Regions from separate parts of the Homo sapiens genome. Here region 1 is linked to region 2. A link is a loop called in an ENCODE intact Hi-C map of the cell type or tissue named here. Cell type or tissue: sigmoid colon. All regions are shown on one strand. Each heading gives the region's core, and the rest is flanking DNA. Links, peaks and the distances in the headings are about the cores only. Region 1 overlaps NHS (NHS actin remodeling regulator). Region 2 overlaps NHS (NHS actin remodeling regulator).

Region 1 (10,538 bases), core at 1,689-9,688, 55 kb before region 2:
TCAAGGTTTTTGGACACAAGGAGAGGAGAATTGTTGCCTTTTTTGCTATCTACCACAAGAATACTAAGTTATTGCTATATCTTTTCTTCTTAATTTGGACATTGGAAAAATACATGTTTGAAACGCTATCTAATTCCAAAGCCATTTTTACAAGGATCTGAAAGCATGGCTCTTTCTATAGACCATGGGGATTCCTGCCTACTTGAGTTTTCTCTTTTTTCTTTTCTTTTTTTTTTCAGACAAGGTCTTGCTCTGTTGCCCAGGCCGGAGTGCAGTGGTACTATCTCAGCTTACTGCGACCTCCACCTCCCGGGTTCAAGTGATTCTCCTGCCTCAGCCTCCTGAGTAGCTGGGATTACAGGTGCACACCACCACGGCTGGCTAATTTTTGTATTTTTAGTAGAGACAGGGTTTCACCATGTTGGCCAGGCTAGTCTAGAACTCCTGACCTCAAGTGATCCACCCGCCGTGGCCTCCCAAAGTGCTGGAATTACAGGCGTGAGCCACCATGCCCGACCCCTACTTGAGTTTTCAAATTGTTTATATTTGAGACAGGTGATAGTTACTGCTTGTGGTAAGGGACACTGTACCCTAAGAACATTCCTGCTTTACTCCCAGTCACAGTCTTTCCATCAACAACTCTTCCTATGGAAAGGAACCTTCAGCTCTTGATTCTGTTAGGTGTCTCTGAGGGATAAATTTATCCTCATCATTTCCACAAACATTTATTGTTGAGTGACTCTTACGTATCATGCACCTCTCTAGATATTGAAGATACAAATAAGTCTAAGATAGACCCCTAACTTCAGGTAACTCACAGTCTGGCAGGGAAGGAAGAAAGATACGGATTGTTACAGTGAAATAAGATGGGGAAGATGGCTGGAAATTGAATTTTTTCAGTGGTCATTGTTTTCTTTGTAATAAGAAGGTGTGGTTGTATGATCACCCAAATGGATGTAGGAATGGCATTTGACAAAATTCAGATCTTTTCATGACAAAAACACTTAACAAACTAGGAGTAGAAGGGAATTTCCTCAATCTGATGAAGTACATCTATGAAAGACTTACAGCTGACATCATACTTAACAGTGAAAGATTGAATGCTTTCCCCCTAAGATTGGAAACAAGACAGGCTGTCCATTCTTGCCAATTATATTTAATATTATGCTGCAGATTCTAGCCAGAGCAATTGGAAGAAAAAGAAATAAAGGCATCCAATTGGAAAAGCAGAAGTAAAAGCATCTTTACTCACAGATGACATAATCTTGTATGTAGAAAATTCTAAGGAATCCACAAAAATTATTAGAACTAATAAATGAGTTTAGGAAGCTTTTAGGATACAAGATCAATACACAAAATTCAACTGTATTCTATACACTAGCAATGAACAATCAGAAAAAGAAATTAAGAAAACAATTCTAAGGCCAGGTGTGGTGGCTCATGCCTGTAATCCCAGCACTCTGGGAGGCTGAAGTGGGTGGATTACGAGGTCAGGATTTCGAGACCAGCCTGGCCAAGATGATGAAACCTCGTCTCTACTAAAAATACAAAAATTAGCTGGGTGCAGTGGCAGACGCCTGTAATCCCAGCTACTTGGGAAGCTGAGGCAGGAGAATCACTTGAACCCGGGAAGCAGAGGTTGCAGTGAGCCCAGATTGTGCCACTGCACTGTAGCTTGGGTGACAGAGCAAGACTCCATGTCAAAAAGAAAAAAAAAAAGAGAGAGAATGAGAAGAAAACAATTCTATTTACAATAGCATCAAAAATAATAAGATATTTAGGAATTAATTTAACAAAAAAAGTGCAAGACTCATGCACTGAAAAACATCAAAGTTCATTGAAGGAACATAAAGAAGATTAAATAAATAGAAAGACATCTTGCGTTCGCGGATCAGAAGATTCAACGTTTGCGAGATGGCTATACTCCCTAAATCAATATACAGATTCAATGCAATCCATATCAAAATCCCAGCTGACTTTTTTGCAGTAATTGACAAAGTGATCCTAAAATTAATGTGGAAAGGGAAGGAACCCAAAATAGCCAAAAAACAGTCTTGAAAAAGAAGGACAAAGTGGGAGAACTCACACTTCCCAGTTTTGAAACTTATTACAAAACTACAGTAATCAAGACAGTGTGGAGCTGGTGTAAGGATGCAGATATAGATCAATGGAACAGAGTCAAAACTCCAGAAATAAGTTTTTACATTTATGATCAGTTGATTATCGATAAGGGTGCCAAGACAATTCAATGGGGGGAAACAATAGTCTTTTCAACAAATGGTGCTGGGACAGCTGAATATCCACATGCAAAAGAATGAGGTTGGGCCCCCTCCTTATATCATCACAACATTTAACTCAAAAGCAGTCATAGCTTTAAACTTAAGAGTTAAAACTATAAAGCTCTTATAAGCAAAGTAAGTCTTTATGACCTTGGATAGGGCAATTAATTCTTAGATATGAATCTTACAGTACAAGTGACAAAAGAAAAAATAAATAGGACTTCATAGAAATAAAGAACTTTGTCCTTCAAAGGATGCCATAAACAAAGTGAAAAGTCAACCCACAAAATGGGAGAAAGTATTTGCAGGTCATTTACCTGAAAAGGCACTTTGTATTAGTTTCCTAGGGCTGCTGTGACTACTTACCACAAACTGGGGTGGCATAAGACAACAGAAGTTAATTTTCTCATTTCAGGAGGCTGGAAGTCCAAAATCATGGTGTTAACAAGGCCATGCTCTCTCTGAAGGTTTTATGAAAGAATCCTTCCTTGCCTGTCTCTTGTCTTCTGGTGGTTGCCAGAAATTCTTGGTGTTCCTTGGCTTTCAGACATATGATTACATTCTGTCTCCATCTTTGCATGGTGCTGTCTTCTCAGTGTGTCTTTACATGGCCTTATTATAAGGATAACAGTCATTGGAGCTAGGGCTCACCCTAATCCAGTGTGTCCTTATCTTAAATTGATTACATCTGCAAAGACCCTATTACCAAGTGAGGTCATATTCACAAGTACTGGGGATTGGACTTTAACATATCATTTCAAGGTGCACAATTCAACCCATAACAGGCTTGTATCCAGAATACATAAAGAAAGTATATAACTCAACAATAAAAAGACAACCTAATTTTTTAAGTGGGCAAAAGATTTGAATAGATATTACTCCAAAGAAGACATAAAAATGGCCATAAGCACATGAAAAGATGCTCAACATCACTAGTCACCAAGGCAATGCAAATCAAAACCACAACGAGATACCACATCATCATACCCATTGGGAAGGATAAAATAAAAAAGGCAGACAATAGTAAGTGTTGGTGAGAATCTGAAGAAATTGGAACCGTTATACATTGCTGGGGAACAGTTTGGCAGTTCCTCAAGATGTTAAATGTAGAGTTACCATATGACTCAACAAATTCACTCCTAAATATATATACAAGAGATCTGAAAACATATTCTCACACAAAAACATGTACATTGCTGATCATAGCAGCACTATTCATAGTAGGCAAAATGTTGAAATAGTACAGATGTCCATCAACCAATGAATGGATAAAGAAAATGTGGGATATCCATGCAATAAAACATTGTCAATAAAAAGGTGACTAAAGGCAATAAAGATTATTGATACATGCTACAACATGGATGACCTTTGAAAACATGCTAAGTGAAAGAACACATTTGCATGATCTTAATGATATGAAATATCCAGAACAGATAAATTTATAGACAGAGAGTAGATTAGTGGTTGTCTAGGGCTGGGAAGAAGGGAATGGGAAGTGACTGCTAATGAGTATGGAGTTTCTTTTAGGGGTGATGAAAATATTCTAAAATTAGATAGTGATAATGGTTGTGCAACTCCGTGAATATACCAAAAACCATCAAATTACACATTTTAAAGAGTGAATTTCATCTCAATAAAGCTGTTAAAAAATAAGATGATGTCCTTTACCAAGAGTAGAGGGTATTAGGGGGCTTGAGGAAAATGTTGAAGATTTGAAATTCCCATTCAAAAGAATAAGAGAGGGAGCTGTTTTAGTCATATTAGGCTAGCTACTGTAATAAACAGACTCCAACTTTCAGTGGCTGAACACAAGAAAACTTTATTTCTCTCATACAGTTGTCTGATCTTGGTCAGGTGACCATCCTCAATGGCTCTCCTCCAAATAGTGACTCAGGGACCCAGGTTCTTTCCATCTTTTGTCTCTGCTATCTTTTTGGTCCTTGGTCTTTTGGATCTTTAGGTCCTGGGCCTCCCCACCCATATGCTGGATGGGGAAAGAGAATGGAGGATTGAACCTGGGAGGGTTTTATGGAACAGGCCTGGAGGTAACTTTCTTTACTTCCACTCACATTCTTTTGGCCAGAACTCAGTCACATGGCCACACCTAACTGCAGGAGAGATTGGCACATACAGTCTACTTATGTGTCCAGGAGGAAAAGATAAACAGGTTTGCTGAACAGCTAGCCAGCTTCTGCTACAAGGGCTGACCAAGGACAAAGAACGATTGCAGGCTCCAAGCCCAGCTTGAGGTGGCATGTTTTCGTGGCTGAGAGCAGGGCTGGATCATTTTCTCCCACTGTTCTTGGTGGAACATTCATAGGTTGAAAGTACTACTATGGGGCACATTCCTGCTGGTAAATGTAGCCCAGTCTCCACCAGTAATATCTGGTGATGGAATAAACACTAGAGCAACCTTGAACACTTTGGCATCTCACCCACAGAATGAGAAATGTAGCCATGCTGTCCACACTGTCATTCAAAGGGGAGCAGGAGATGAATGTGGGAAATAAACTGCTATTTCTTTGCACTTGGACAAGGGTTGAATAAAAATAAGACTCTGTCCCCTTTTAAGGTTGTGCTTTAAATAGAAATCTGCCCCAGGCCCTTCTTGATCTTTTTTTTCCTGGCTCCCTCTCTCTTAGTGTCCTTCACTCCTGGCCACATCTGCTCCTTTGTGGCTGAGGGGCCTGAGTTCTCCTTGGGAACCAGATTGCCTGGTGGATCCCTCAGATTGAAGCCCCCTCCCCACTTACCTTTTCATAAGTTTCTAGTGCTACCCGGACAGGTGCAGCTATTTTAGTTATATTTCTATAGTGGTTGTGCCTGCCCTTCTAGACAGCTGCCACTTGTCTTTCTGACAGACTGTTTGCTTGTGTGTGGCTGCTAATGCTGTAGTAAAAATCACCTCGCTGTCCTGTCCTTGTTTTCAGAGGCACTTGTCTCTTGGTGTAATGCTGGATGTTTAATGGGCATTGTTTATAAGGAGTATAAGACGGAATAGTATAGCCTCTTGCTTTGTGTCGTAATTCCCTCTGGGCTTACTGAAAAGGATGCTGGGAGTTAGGCCAGGCTGGCAGGAAGAGGGATATAAATTAGAAAGGGAGGGAGCACCAGGGCCAGAGAGAAGTGATTCTGTTAAGAGTGGGCCCTCAGAAAAGGTGGCCAAAGGTCTAAATAACAATGACCAAAGTGTGCAGTAAGGAGGGTGGGATCCGGGTTGGTGTCAATGTCTAAGAGTCTGAAGCACTATATTGGTTTCTGGAAGAGATTTTCAACTGGTGAGTATGTTTGCCTTGCCTTATTCTCCCCTAATCCATTCTCTACACTCCTGCAGAGTGAAATCTTGCAAGGTACAATTCCTAGTTCACATTCTTCCATGGCTTCTTATAATAATATCTAAATGAACTGGTTTTCAAGACCATATGAGCCTGGTCCCAGCCTCTCTCCAGCCTAATCTCTCCTTCTGCCTCCCTAGATTCATTGCCATGGCCCCAGTTCTAAGATTCTTCTGTTTCCTTCTTATACGCCAAGCTCTCTAGCACCTCATACAGCTCCCTCTGGTCCCAACTTTGATACCACTTTTTTCCTGGTAGCTTTCCTGACTAACCCTCCCCATTGAGTTAGTTGCCCGTAACACTCTGTCTCTCTCTCTCTCTCTCTCTCTCTCTCCGTGGCAATTATCTCACTCTATTGCAATTACCTGCTCATTTTTGTGCTCTTCCACTAAACTGGAAACTTCATAGGATCAGGGACCATGACTTAGTCCACTTTGTACTCCCAATTCTATAGTCAGAATAGGCTAATTTCTGTAATAAAGAACCCCAAAAGTCTCAGTATCTGAAGACAACAGAAGTTTTATGTCTTACCCACATGGAATTCAATGTGGGTGTTCAGTAGATAACCTTCTACACTGTTATTCGGCAATTAGGCCCCTTTCATTTTGTAGTTTTCTTATCTCCTAGGGCTGTCCTCTCTTTCCAAGCCTGCATCTGACAGACAGATGGAAGAAGAGGGAATGGAGAATTGTATAGGAAGGTTTTTAATGGGCTCTGCCTGGAAGTTGGGTACTAAACCCCCACTCATATTCCATTGGCTGGAACTCAGCCATATGACTGCATATACCTGCAGGAGCTGCTGGAAAATGTCATCTAGCCATGAGCAGGCTTGGTGAGCAAGTAGTGGGTCTCTGCATGCCACCAGTTAGTGCCTGCCTGGAATGTGGTAGGAGCTGAGTGAATATTTGTTGAATGAGTGAACTTTGGATTCTAGGTTTCATCTTGATTCTTAGGTGATTCAGTTTAATCATCAGGAGGGACATGTGATGACTAATCACAGTGGATTTCAGGGCTCTGGGCACCTTGGAAGGGTTACGGATAATGATAGAGAGAAGAGTAGTGCTGCCTAAGAGTCCAGCTCCCAGTGAGGTGCTTTCCTTCAAATCCAACAGGGAAAGAGATTTTTAAAAATTAATCTTGAATTTTCATTTTTTGGAGAGGACAAAGGAGGAGGTAACAGAGAAGAGGAGTGAGGACTGCTTCCTGGATTTTGTAGACTGTGACAGTGTCAGCTTTTTCCACACGTGCCTCGTAGGTTGATGGAAGCAGTGTGTGACATGCTGGTGCATGCACCCAGCTGCCTGTCCCTCCCCTGCCTGAGAGAGAACAGGTGTGTAATAGCACACGTGACGTGTCCACTCTCTGTTTCACAGTTAGAGCATCCCTGAGGCCATGCTTCCTCAACTGAAACATCCACTCAGGCTTCACCCACAATCCAGTTCCCTATGGGTGGAAGAGAACTCATTCCCCAGGTGGGTAGGCAGAAGCAAGAGAACCACGTTGTGAGAGCTAGCATGGACCAACAATTTAGTTTGAAAATTTGCCTCCAAAGACAACTTCTGGATGAGCTGGGATATAATAACTTCTTATCGTGGGTGGCTCTTCAGAATTTTCTAAAGCACTTTCCCACACCTTATCTCATTTCATCCTTGTAACAACATGGTGAGGTAAGAAAGCCAAGAGTTATTATGTCAGTCTTACAGATGATAAAACCGAGGCTCAAAGTAGCTCAGACGACTTTCCCAAGACCACGTGGCTGCTTTTCCTCTCCTGCCATTTCCACCCCAAACCCCCTTGTCCACATTGGTAAAGTAGTTTCTAGAAGATGTCCTCTTAGTTTGCAGTCAGGGAGACTGGAAAATATGTCTCATGACTGACCTTATCCCTCAACACTGGCCATTTATTTTCCTGTCTAAACAAGCGGGTCTGCAAGAAGCTACCACAAAATCCTCCCCTATGTTTACATCTCTGTGAGCTGTGGATCCATGCCTTCCAGTGTCCCCTTCGATTGTTGGTGGAGAAAACCAAGACAGCTAAAATGTTTCCCAGGTTGCAGCACCACACATCTCAGCTAGTTACAGCAGTGTCTAGGTGGAGTTGTGCCATGGGACTCTTTTTCATTAAAACAAAACAAAACAAAACAAAACACCACGGAGCTAGGATGTTTTAATAAATGTCTGTGTGTGCGCTTGCTAGGACACACTACTGTTGCACTCTCAGGAATCATTAACGCTGTCTCCCAACCTTACTCAGACAGAAAGCTGACGTTACCTTGCCATCCTACCTAATTAAAGATGAAGGCTATAGTTTCCCCAGTCTATTATAGTCTAGTTTCTGTATTTTGCCATTGCAGAGGAAGAGGGAGAAGCTAAAGGTTGACTGTGATGTGGGAGGATGCAGCCAGGGGCAAAGAGGGTGAGGATGAGTTGCTTACCTCACAGAACCTAACACCAAATTTTTAGCATCAAAATCCTAACAGCAGAAAGAAAGTTTCCCTGTGGAAGAAGGACTGGGCCATGTCAATTCCCAAACCTTCCATCCTTCCTTCCTCCCAACGGCTCAGGTATACCTGAGAAACCTACATCTGCTGGCATCATCTCCCATGCATTGTTTTTGCAGAAGCAGAGCATGACCGACATCTAATAATATCTATGTTGGTATCTGTCTCAGCAAATCCTTTCTGTATTAAAAGATTAATGTAGTAAATCCAGAGTTACAGGGAGATTGTGGTGTTTCCTCTTCTGGTGTCAGAGTGTTGTTTTTTTAATACTATATTTTGTTTTCCTTTTTCACCCTCCCTTCTCATCCCTATAAACCATATTTTGAAGCCCTTCTCCAATTGCTTGATTTTCCTAATAGTAATAAAAAGCCTAGACAGTTTGGATGGCATCTGTACCACCTCTTTTAGGGATTATAACCCAATTTTTCTCCAACAGTGAACTTATGGGTCTTTTATGATCTGGCTTTAGGTCTCTTGAATGAGGCTGACATGAGGATGTAAGGCTTGAATCATAAGATTTTAGGAAAGGCTCTGAAAAGCAAGCTCTTTCTGAGGAGTGTTGATTTTTTTTGGGGGAAGATTATTTTGCCAGTGTTCAGGTAAGAATTCACATTTGCTTCTGTTACTAGTCATGATAGCTGAATGGTGTGCTTCATTCAGATACTGTGTAGTGATCACTTACTTTGAATTGCATATTAAGACATGTGACCATATAACCTTTTATTTGAACCAAGCAATTTACATGGTGGAGCTGAAGATTGGTTGTTACTGGTTCATTTTTAGTGAGCACTGACTGTTTCTAAGACTCTATCTTGGTCAGACTCTCTCTTGAGGTCTCCCAGGGTAAGTCAGCCAGACTGAGAGTGACCCAAGAAGATGGGGCAACATTCTGAAGAAAATAGAAAATAGTGCTGTCATGTGGTGAAGAGGCCAGGGAGCATTTGTTTCCCCATGCCCCTACCCACCCCGTTATTTATTGATTCTGCTCATAACGTAACAGTATATGTATTTTTGTTGTTGTTGTTGTTGTTGGAGACAGGGTCTCACTGTCACCCAGGCTGGAGTACAGTGATGTGATCTCCTCTCACTGCAACCTCCACCTCCTGGACTCAGTCCTCCTACCTCAGCCTCTCTAGTAGCTGGGAATACAGGCATGTGCCACCATACCTGGCTAATTTTTGTATTTTTTGTAGAGATGGGGTTTTGCCATGTTGCCCAGGCTGGACTTGAACTCCTGGGCTCAAGCGACTCTCCCACCTCGGCCTCCCAAAGTTCTGGGGTTACAGGCATGAGCCACTGTACCTGCCTGAACAGTATATGCACCTCTATAAAGAATGATCAGATGATCAATATTAATGTATTGCTTGATTCAACTCCCAGCGTGATGTTTAATAGCACATGGTGGGTGCTCAGTAGATGTTTGTGGTATTGAAGCAATGTGTTTATTCTATGTGTTTTCCACTAGATTATGAGTTCTTTGGAGTCAGGGCCCATGTGTCCTTTGTCTTTGTGTCCCCAGCCCCATCCCCAGTGCCCAGTACATAAGGAGTATTTGTTGAGCTCCCACAAAACAACATCCGTCTGTCAAGGATTGTTCAAATCCCTCCTTCCAACTTGTTCTCCCTTCTCCCTTAGGATAAGCTCTTTTCTTTTATTCTAGTGCCTCAGCCCTGAGAGAATTTTTTTTCCAAGTAATTACCAACTCATGTCATCGGATGCCCATTTGACTAGTCCCAGTATGTATTAGTCTACTAGGGCTGCCATAGAAAGTACCATAGATTAGACTATTTAAACAACAGAAATTAATTCCTCATGGTTCTGGAGGCTGAGAAGTCCAAGATCAAGGTGACTGCCAATTCAGTTTCTGGTGAGGGCCCTTTTCTTGTCTTGTAGATAACTGCGTTCTTGCTGTATCCTCACATGTTAGACAGAGAGAGGGAGAAACCGACGGAGAGAGGAGAGAGAGAGAGAGAGAGAGAGAGCAAGGGAGCATACAGGCTCCCTGGTGTCTCTTCTGATAAAGATGCTAATTCACCTGGATCAGAGCTCCACCCTCATGAACTTGTTTAACCTTAATCACTTCCTTAGAGCCCCCGTCTCCAAATACAGCCCCACTGGGGGTTAGGGCTTCAGCATATGAAATTTGGGTACAAACAATCAGTTCATAACACAAGGTACTTGTTGCCCACTGTAACATCTGCTGTTTCCCGAACAAGACAAAGGTGATGATAATTAAACATGGTACTAGACTATTCATGTTAAAAAGCATAGTACTGTGTGTGAAGCATCTTAAATGAGTCAGGCAGGAGCACTTAATGAAAATCTATGGTCAATTGAACATAGGTTTACTGTGCCCTTGTCTTTTCCTTCCATTATGTTTTTTTTTTTTTTTTAAATTACTATTCCATGGGGATTCTCCTAAGC
Region 2 (10,538 bases), core at 1,652-9,651:
TTATACATTTAAAATAACTGTTCTGACAAGGGGTCCATTGGCTTCACCAGCTTTCCAAAGGGGCCAACACACAGCAAAGGTTTGGAACCCCTGCTCAAGGATGTAATCCTTTGATGAACAAACTCATCATGGAGGTCACTGCTCACTCTAGGAGTTCCTACTGATATGTATCAGTCTGAGAGAGGGAAATCCTGAAGCTGAAATCTTACAGTGATCCTGGGGAGGATGATTCAGGTGATTTGTAGTCAAGAGACAAAGCTATGCAAGTAGAACAGTAACTTAAAGAAGATGGCAGCAGGGGGCCTTTAATTAAAGCCATCCTGATGCACCCACACCCATGGTATGTCTATGTCTATGAGTGTGCTCCACAGAGTGCATATCTTCTTGTCTGATTGTTAATCAGCCCCACATGTTTGTATTGTTATTGAATGATATGAGTCCTTAAGTTGATGCTTCCCTTTCCTGGATTAGAAGGAAGTAGAGCAGGCAAATTTTGTATAGGAGCCCAACTCTGAGTCTTTGGAGCCCTGTTGATTTATAGGCTATTTGATAGCATTGAAGCTCATTGGTTAACCAGTCCTTTCCCACTAGAAAGCCAAGTAAAGGAAGATGCTGGGTAGATGGGATGAAGGAATAAACTCAGGGCAGAAGAGACCACAGAAAACATGGGCTACAGCAAGTCAAGAACTCCTCATGGACACCATCTGGTCAGTGGTCCTAGTCACTGGCAATCCCAGGTGGACATTCACATAGGCTACTTCTGAGGTTCTCCCGGTACCTGACTCAGAGCTACTGACTCCCTTTCTATTCTAGTCACAAGCAATCCATTCGCTCATTCTGCTAGTGGAGATTTACAAGCTCAGTTCAGCAGCTGAATGTTGGCTAGAAGGCCACTTGGTGAAAAGAACTCAAGTTTGGAATAAGGAAACCGAAGTTCTAACTTTTACTGTTCTAGTGACAGCTCTGTGATCTTGCGGGAGTCATATTGTCTCTGTCCACTTCAGTTTATTCATCTGTTAAATGAGTTCAGTATTAAGTTGCCTTCTAGAATTCCTGTGAGCATCAAAGGGTATGAAAACACTTGAAGAAGAACAAAATTTTATGAGTGCACAAGGGAATATCGTAAGGCATCTACGGACTCCATCATAAGAGCTTCATGTCAATTTCTTCTTGCTGTCTTTCCATTTGGTGTTCATTGAAGAGAAGGGCCTGAGGGACTGAGTTTGTTTCTGTGCCTAGAATACCGCTAATGGTCATCTGTCAAATTGCAATAAGAGAGTTTAATTTTATGTTCAATCAGAGCAGGGTTCCTGTTGGTTTCTACCTCTTAGAGGTTGAGCTCCAAGCTTAAGCATGAGGAATATGTGCAGATTTCCTTCTTTACATGGGTTTAATATGGCTATCCCAGAGGGTGCCAGAGGGGAGAGAGGGTTATAGGTAATAGTGAAAAGTAAAGTGGAATTGCCCTTTAATTTCCCCTCTACTACTTTTGTCAGGGGCTGGCATCCCCAGCAACTGTGAGCTGGAATCCCAGGGCTTTGGAAGGATCAAATGTAGTTTCTCATACAAAAAAATACTAGAAATGTTGGTGTTGGAAGAAGAGTTTCACAAGACTAATAGCTACCCCTGGTTACCTCCCAATAGCTAAGACAGCTCCTCTTCCTCCTTCTCCTCCTCCTCATCATCATGGTCATTAACATCACCACCACCATTTACTATCACCAACATCATCACCATTATCATGATAACATATTCCATAGCTCATTCCTATGCCAGAGAACTGTGCCAGGTGTTATGTACATAGTCTCATTTAGCTCCAACAACCATACTCAATTGAACATAGGCAACTGAGGCTTAGAGAAGCCAAGTGGCTTGACTAAGGACACAGCTGGTCAAGTGGTAGAACTGGAAATTGAGCAGGTCTGCTTGAACCCAAAGCGCATGCCCTCAACTAGCATACTACATATAGTCTCTTTGGCACTTGATAAACCTGTGACGAACACACGAGCAAATGGATAAAAGAATAAATACCAGAGGATGGAAAAAAAGGACTAGGGTTCACGGTAGTGGATTTACTGGAGTGTCATTTGTTCTATCATTGTCTCCTCACTTTCCATCCCAAATATTATTAAACCCTGTTGTCCTGTTCTTGTAAATCTCAACTCAGAGTTGAGCTGCTTTTGCTTGATGTGGCAGTTGAACCCCTCCCTAAATGCCACCATGTTGCTACTACAGGGCTCTTGAACCATGGACTGCAAGGTGGTGTGTAATTTGTAGCTAAGGCAGGCAAAATGGAGTTCTTCACAAAATTTCCTGGAGATATTTGCAGGCAAGCAGCCCCTTCCTGAGAGGAAGGAATTTAGAATTTACAAAGGGGCTGTGAGGTGCATTTTATTACCTGTCACCTCAGCCTGCCAGATACCAGAAGAGACGCTGTGTCTTTTTGAAGCAGCCAAGCTCATTTGTAGAAAAACGAATATAATATGTTTTTTTGCCCATGAAGAACTCATGTATGGAGATCTATGCATACAGACATAAATGTGTATACCTCTACACATCTTGGTTTGTATAAAATCTAGGCTTCTGGCCCCTGGGAGATCTTATGCCAAATTATAAAATGAAGTCCATTTGTTCATCTAGAAGAGTCTGGGTTATTGGTTTATAAAAATTTGCCCATTGTGAGGCCTCCGAGCCAGTTTAGGTAAACAGAGATGGCAAATAATTATCTGCAGATCTGAGATTTCAAACAGGACAAGGGAGAGAGGAAAGAGAGTTGAGCTGCTATTTTTTAATCCAACCTTCCTCAAGTTCCATGTTGGGGATCAATAAACTATAAAAACAAGAAGAAAAAGCTGCAGAGAAGAGAACCAGTTGCAGCTGGCAGAAGAAACCTGCTATTGAAACTGGTAATGCCATTTTAATTAGGCTAAAACATGAATGAGCGCCGCGTTAAGACCTTCTCCTTGGTGCCCTGGGTCGCTGGGAGAGAGAATGCACTCCCTTTGTGTGCTTTGCCAAAGCCCACCAGCTGCTACCTTGCAGGAGAGTTACATCTGAGTCACTGGTTTCCAAAAGGGCGACAAGTAGGCTATGTGTGGCTGAATGAGAGGGGCCTGTCTTTTCTTGATCCTGCCAGCTTGGGCCTGGACTCAAGCCATCACAGCAATGGCTCTGATTTGTAAATGGGTTGGATGTTTCAAGAAGCTGCTACAAGAGCGGATTGGGAGAGGATGGGAAAACCAAATAGGGTGAAGAAAGAAAGCTGTAGGACTCGGCTGGGATTTTTGAGGCCCAGAAGGCTGTTTTGTTTATCTCAAACTCCATAAGCTGAGATGTATCTTGCCCTTGAGGGGGTCAGCTTTTAATGATAATGATGATGAAGATAGTGTTGATAATAATAATGCAAACAAAAATTAACAGTGAACATTTAACAACCCCTTTCTGTGTATCAAGTGCTGTTTTAAGTTTATTATGTCAATGAGCTCAGTCTTGATTCTAGCCTTGTGATGGCAGTTATCCTATTATTTCCATTTTAGAGATGAGGAAACAGAAGAACAGAGAGGTCGTCTTAGTCCATTTGTGTTTCTATAAAGGATAACCTGAGGGTGGGTAATTTATAAAGAGAAGAGGTTTATTTGACTCACAGTCCTGTAGGCTGTGCAGGAAGCATAGCACCAGCATTTGCTTCTGGTGAGCACCTCGGTAAGCTTCTACTCGTAGTGGAAGGTGAAGGGAGTCACCTGGCATCACATATCAAGAGAGGAAGAAAGAGAGGGGGTGGAGGGAGGGGCCAGGCTCTTTTTAGCCATCAGTTCCTATGGGAACTAATAGAGTAAGAACTCACTCCTGGGCACCAAAGCATGCATGAGGGATCCACTCTCACAACCCAAACATCTCCCACCGGGCCCCACCTCCAACATTGGAGATTAAATTTCAACATGAGCTTTGGAGGAAACAAATATCCAAACCATAGCAGAGGTTAAGTAACTTACCCCAAAATCCATAGCCAGCAGACCAGGATTTAGAGCTGGAGACTGCGATATTCAAGGCAGATCTCAGAAAAGGACCCAGTGGGCTTAAGATTTAAAGTATGGAGAGCATCATATACAGTGAAGCCTCAGACTCTCAGCTTTATGAGGGTAGAAACCATGTATATTATGTTCATTGTGGGATCCAGCACAGAATGTATTCCAGGCCTGACACAGTCCTTGTGCTCTTTCAGTGCTTGTTGACTCATTGATTTTTGATAAGGCAGAGAAATGCACAACCAAGACATGAAACTTTGGTACATAAATTTAATGAACAAATGCCTATATTTATATTTGTTCTTTTATTTAATAAATATTCTATTGAGCCTCTACTATGTGCCAGGTGTTAGAAGTAGAAAAATGAATACAATGTGGTTTTTTTGCCCATGAAGAACTCATGTATGGAGATATATGCATACAGCCCAACCTTTTCTCTCAATTTCTCTCACTTGCTGTCTGGGTCTCTCCTAAGGCTCATCATGTGTTACCTGGTGTTAAAGTTTTGTTTTTCATGTGTTTGTGTGTGCATGCATTCTTTTTCTTTGTTTGTTTGTTTGTTTGTTTCTTGACAGTGTCTTGCTCTGTGTCCCAGGCTGGAGTGCAGTGGCGAGATCTCGGCTCACTGCAGCCTCCGCCCCCTGGGGTTCAAGTGATTCTCATGCCTCAGCCTGCTGAGTAGCTGAGACCACAGGCGCACACTACCACACCTGGCTAATTTTTTTATTTTTAGTAGAGATGGGATTTCACCATGTTGGCTAGGCTGGTCTTGAACTCCTGACCTCAAGTCATCTACCTGCCTCGGCCTCCCAAAGTGCTGGGATTACAGGCGCGAGAGGGAGTCTCACTCTGTTGCCCAGTTTGGAGAGCAGTGGCTTGATATCGGCTCACTGCAACTTCTGCCTCCCGGGTTCAAGCAATTCTCCTGCCTCAGCTTCCCGAGTAGCTGGGATTACAGGTGCCTGCCACCATGCCCAGCTTATTTTTATATTTTTATTAGAGTTGGGGTTTCGCCATGTTAGCCAGGCTGGTCTCGAACTCCTGACCTCAGGTGATCTGCCTGCCCTGGCCTCCAAAAGTACTGGGATTACAGGCGTGAGCCACCGCACCTGGCCTGTGCATGCATTCTTTGGGTCCAGTAATTGATTATAGTTACTTCAGGCAAACTCCACCTATTATTCACCTTTGTAACCCCAGGAGCAGTGCTACTCTAAGTTTGGTCCATGGACCAGAAGCATTAGCATCACTTGGGAGCTTGTTAGAACTGCTGACTCTGGACTCTACCCCCAGACCTACTGCACTAGTAGCTCTGGGGGTGGGACCCAGGAATTTGTGTTTTAGCATTTCTCCGGGAGGTCCCCATGCATGCTCCAGTTTGAGAAGCACTGCTAAGGATAGGGAAGCCAGGTTCTGTCATGTGTGATTGCTCAATAAATAATTTTTGCTTGATTGCATACATAAATTACTGTATGAACAGGGAAAGTGGGTTGGTCTTACTAGGTCTGGGCATGACTCCAAGCATCCATTTTGCCAAGTCTGCGGAGACTGTGAGGAGGTGGAGTCGTATTTCCTTCCCTCTCAGAAAATTTGGATGGATGTGTTTAAATGGCTGGGAAGATAGACTCCATCAGCATCAATGTGGGAAATGGTGAGCAACTGAGCATGAAACCTGATGGGAACCAAGTGAATGGGCCAGTTCGTAATGAAGGCCAGAAGATAAAACAGGGTGGAGTGATGATTTCACAGAAGGGCTGAGAACTCTGTGCAGATGGTTTGGGGCAAGATGCTAAAGCCACAAGTTTACAAGAATTGTATGCTTGGGACTCTTTTCTGTTCCAGGGACTTATTACAAATTAAGCCCTCCCTATTCCTGCATATGTGGCAGAGCCTTGCTGTAAATCTATTTCAAACTGTTTTTTCTTTCTCATCTTATTCTCCTTTTCTCTTTCTTTAACTCTTCCTTCCCTCTCTATCTCCTTTTTCCTTTCTGACCAAGAGGCTATTGTTGTCCGTGTTTTGATCAGGGCTAAAGCTACCCTGTGGCATAACATTTGTTAAGGACAAGGATGTGTGGGTTTTTGTGAGTAATCAGCAGCTGCTTTTGGAGTCATGGTTTTAAGGAATCTCCCTTCCTCAATAGTGTGATCATTCCCTCCTCCCAACACCCCCTTCCAAAAGAGAAAACTTGCATAAGAGCAGTTGGCTCAATATAATAAAATATAGCTTGGCATCATGAGCTTTATAAACAAGAGGCATTTAATACACTGCATAGAGTTTTGGCAGTGGGAGGGACAGTAGCAGCCAAGGAGACACATATGGCTGGGTTTAGCAGCATCCTGGGCTCATAGGAAGAGGATCCCCAGCTTTAGATCCCTGTTGGGGGGAGGTTGGGTGAACAAGAGGTTAGAAAGATGAAGATGGTTCAGCATCCAGGGAACACTGTTATACCCACATTTTCCCAAGTACAATGTTTATTTATTTATTTTTCATAAACAATTACCTAGTGCCTGTTTTAGGTCAGGCACTGTTCTCTAAGCCTTTACATTTTTCAGAGCAGCTTTATTAAGATATAATTTACATGCCATAAAGCTCACCTATTTTATTTTATTTATTTATTTATTTTTAATTTATAAACAAAAGAGGTTTAATTGAATCACAGTTCCACACTGCTGAGGAGACCCCAGGAAACTTAAAATCATGGTGGAAGGTGAAGGGAAAGCAAAGCACATGTTACATTGCTGCAGGCAAGAGAGTGTACACAGGGGAAACCGCCACTTTTAAAATCATCAGATCTGGTGAAAGCTCACCTATTTTAAATGCACCATTCAATGATTTTTTTTTTTTAGTGAATTTACAGAGAAATGCTACCATCTTCACAATCTGATTCTGTCACCTCTTATGCCCATTTACAGTTAATTCCAAATCACACCCCCAGCCCCAGACAACCATTAATTTACTTGCTCTCCCTATTAATTTGTCTTTTCTGGACAGCTGATGTAAATTGAATCATATAATATGTGATCTTTTGTGACTGGCTTCTTTCACTGAGAGTAATGTTTCTGTTTGTTCCTTTTGATTGCCAAATGGCATTCTGTTATATAGATAGGGTGCTTTACATTTATAACCTCAATTCATTCTTATAAGAACCCCATGAGGTAGTTGCTTCTGTTATCAGCAATTACAGATGAGGAAACTGAGGCACAGTTAGGAAGTTGAGGGGTAACGATTCAAGCCCAGGGAGTCTGACCTCAGAATCTGTGCTCTTGGGCTCTCTTGCTATGTTGCCTCTCCATAGGTACAAAATATGTATTCACTTCTAACTTGGAGAGTTTCTTTGATATAATGACCACTGAATTTATTGAATACCTACTTTGTGCGTGGAACTTTGCTAGGTACTGTGATGGACTGAGACAGGTTTTGTACCTTCAAGGAATGTAGCATTTTATTTGGTAGAGAAGACTCAGATCCACGTGATCAAGTGGATTCTCTAGGGCCACACAGAATTCCATGTGATCCAAAGCCTAAATGCACACGCCAGGTATCGAAAGTCAACAAGACAATGATGGTAGTGAGAAGAGCCAAGGAAAGCTTTTCAGGGGAGGTAACATTGAGCTAGTTCCATCTCCTTGGCCTAATCAATCCCAAATTCCATGAATGGAAGCTTGGAATTATTTAGAGCCCACCATTTGTCATCATGTCCCTTCCAAACACAAAGTCCTTTTCTTGGTGTGTTCCAACTTTTAGATCCCATGTGTGTGACTATAATTACACCAAGAAGCTTTTCCTCTTAAGCTGTTTTTAATAGACATGTCTTAAAGAGGGGTTGTTCTCTTTAGAAAAACTAGTTGCTTCACAACATCCAGTTCTTGGGCTGGCCACAGAAGCCTGGCAGACAGGGAATCAGAAGTAAGAATGGTACATGGAACTACATGTTAGACTCTACAAGGCCTGTTACAGTTAGCTTGTGCTGTGTAATAAACCACCCCAACACTTAATGGCATAAAACAACAACCATTTATTTGGCTTACAATTCTGTGGGTCATCCGGGCAGTTTTTCTGCTCTGGACTGGTTCAGCAAACCTTTTGGGCTCACGTGCATCTGTGGCCAGTAGGGCTTGTGGCTGAGCCACAGATCTGGCTTTTGGCTGGCCATTGGTCAGGGTGACTTAATTCTCTTCCATGTGGTCTCTTATCCTTCAGCTGACTAGCTTCGGCTCATTCACAAGGTAGACAGACACAGGGTTCCTAAGAGCAACAACAGAGTCCCAGTTCCTAAGCCTCTTTTCAAGCCTCTGCTTGCATTATGTTTGCTAATGGCCCATTGTCCAAAGCAAGTCACATGGTCAGCTCAGATTCAATGAGTGAAGAAATAGATTCTACATCATGATGGGAGATCTGCAATGTTATATTGCAAGGATGTTAATGCAGAAAAAGGATGAATTTGTGGCCATTTAAATAATTATCCACCAAGTTAGAGAGTATAATAGCGACAAGGTCAGCCAACACATTTATTAAATGTTTACAGAGTGTAGGTACTATTTAAGTACTATATATATATTCATTTAAGCCATACAACAGCTCTGAGAGCTAGGTGTTATTTTTTCCCTTATTTTTCAGAGGAATGACTTGTAGCTCTGAGAAGTGAAGTAAAGTGAGAAGTTGGCTAAAAATCATACAACTAGTAAGAGGTGGCCCCAGGATTCTTTTCCAGGCAGTCTGGCTTCAGAGTCTGTGGGCTCTTAACCACTATAACATCCTGCCCATTATGAGCTTATTGAAATTGAGTTGATGTGCCACCAAACTATAGGGATAATGATTAGTACGTAGTAACATTAATTGAAGACCTAGGATGTGCCTGGCACTGTTCCAAGTACTTTACATACGTTATGGTATTTAAATATATGTAAAGTACATTGAAATGTACTTTATGAAAGTACAAGGCAATCTGATCCATCAAAGACTGCTTTTATCCCCATTTCACAGATGAGGAAACCAAAGCTCCAAGAAGTAAGTTATATGTTGAAGAGGTTGCACAGTTAGTATATGGGCAATTTAAGATTCAAATCCAGGTCTGAAGGGTCAACTGTCTTATCTAATTCACGGCATCGTTTCACTTATTTACACTTTATTTCACAGTCTCAATTTACAGACATGGGGGAGGGGGATCTGAAAACTCTCCAGAACACAGATGATAATAATAAGAAAGAAGAATAAGGGGCATAGAGCAGAGCATCTAGAGTCATTGTCACAAAGCCCATGTATTTGCTGGGGAAGTTTTTTGGTTGATATTGATATTTCTTGTCCATTGTGTATGTTGGAGCTGACTGTGCACTGCCCTCACTCCAAGGGGTACCAGTAGCATGAGCTGTGATGCAAATAGCACACTGGGTTGTGCAATGTGGCACCCATGCAATGCTCCCATGCTCACTCATCTGGGTCTCCACCTTGCATAAATTAGCAAAGCAATTAAAATGGACTTAAGTAAAAAATCTGACAACAGCTTATAAGCTCATTACCATAGGACAATGAAGGAAATTTCCGAAGAACTAGTTTACCAAAAAGCACAACAACTCAAAGTAAGAGAGTTTGGGCAGTTGATGTAGAGACAAATAGCCCATAAAAAGCACCATAGCTCCTGGGGATTTGCTGGGGGGGAGGGCAGGTCATTGTCTTGCTACTTGGTATAATGGTGGGGTTTTTTTTTTTCCCCCGGAGGAAGAAAGTTTAGATTAGGTTTATATGCTTTGGTGTTCAGAGGAAGGAATTAAATAATGTAATTTGGAAAGGTTGTCATAGATGATCATGATGATGATATTAGTATTTCTTGGGTAAAGCATATCATACCCTGAAAGGCCAGATAAATAGGATATTATTGAAACTGATATTCCAGGGTTGCTGTGGCCTCTTGTGATCCCTGACTTTTCAGATTTTTGCCTCTTGATTTTGTTGGGGCCAAGGGAAAGGTTCCCTTTTGCCATCTGGAGGTTCACTGAAAATCACTGGCGAGAGGCAGATTGATTAAACTGTTAAAAAGGCATGTAAATGTACTTAATATGTATACATGGGAGCCTTCAGGATGAAGACCTAAAGATCCAGGGGAAATTGTCCATTTTTATGCTTAGGCTTAACAAAGTATGGAGAGCTTTGGAGAAACAGGGATAAAAAGGGCCTGATCGAATGCTGATAGACTGAGTGGGGAAACCCAGCAAGGCCTGTCTGTCTAGATCCTTCTTGGCCTCTCTGAGCAGCATTCCTTTCTCCTGGGTGTGGGGCAGAACCCTCTGGAATGGGGGTCTTATAACCTGCAGTCAAACAAAGTAGGTCCAAGAATTTCTTTGTAGCCAATTTTTACACAGAAAAGCAGAGTGAAAATTAGAGTTGTATTTTTAGGTTTATGGCTGGCTTTGGGGAAAAGGTGTTTTGGTTTCTATGACCTGCCTTGGGGGAGAGGAATTCTAGTTTCCATGGGTAGCCTTGGAGAGAATGGGACTGAGAGATAGAGGCAGGAGAAGG

The links. Peaks named below come from ENCODE experiments on the same cell type or tissue, not always from the same donor. Only the 100,000 strongest peaks of a DNase experiment are listed, where the experiment ranks them.
Region 1: a loop joins it to region 2, with 2.2 times the contacts of the local background. A loop is called at or near these places in 3 of 110 quality-filtered maps.

The regions. Positions count from the first base shown.
Region 1 is chrX:17,398,884-17,409,421 of GRCh38, forward strand. The region is part of intron 1 of NHS (NHS actin remodeling regulator); the gene reads left to right. Among named protein-coding and RNA genes, the nearest start is that of MIR4768, 22 kb to the right of the region's middle. In sigmoid colon, for the core only: no CTCF peak of the experiment used is centred there; no DNase peak of the experiment used is centred there.
Region 2 is chrX:17,453,653-17,464,190 of GRCh38, forward strand. All of the region lies in intron 1 of NHS (NHS actin remodeling regulator), which reads left to right. Among named protein-coding and RNA genes, the nearest start is that of MIR4768, 33 kb to the left of the region's middle. In sigmoid colon, for the core only: no CTCF peak of the experiment used is centred there; a DNase peak (open chromatin) is centred at 5,549; H3K27ac peaks cover 281 bases.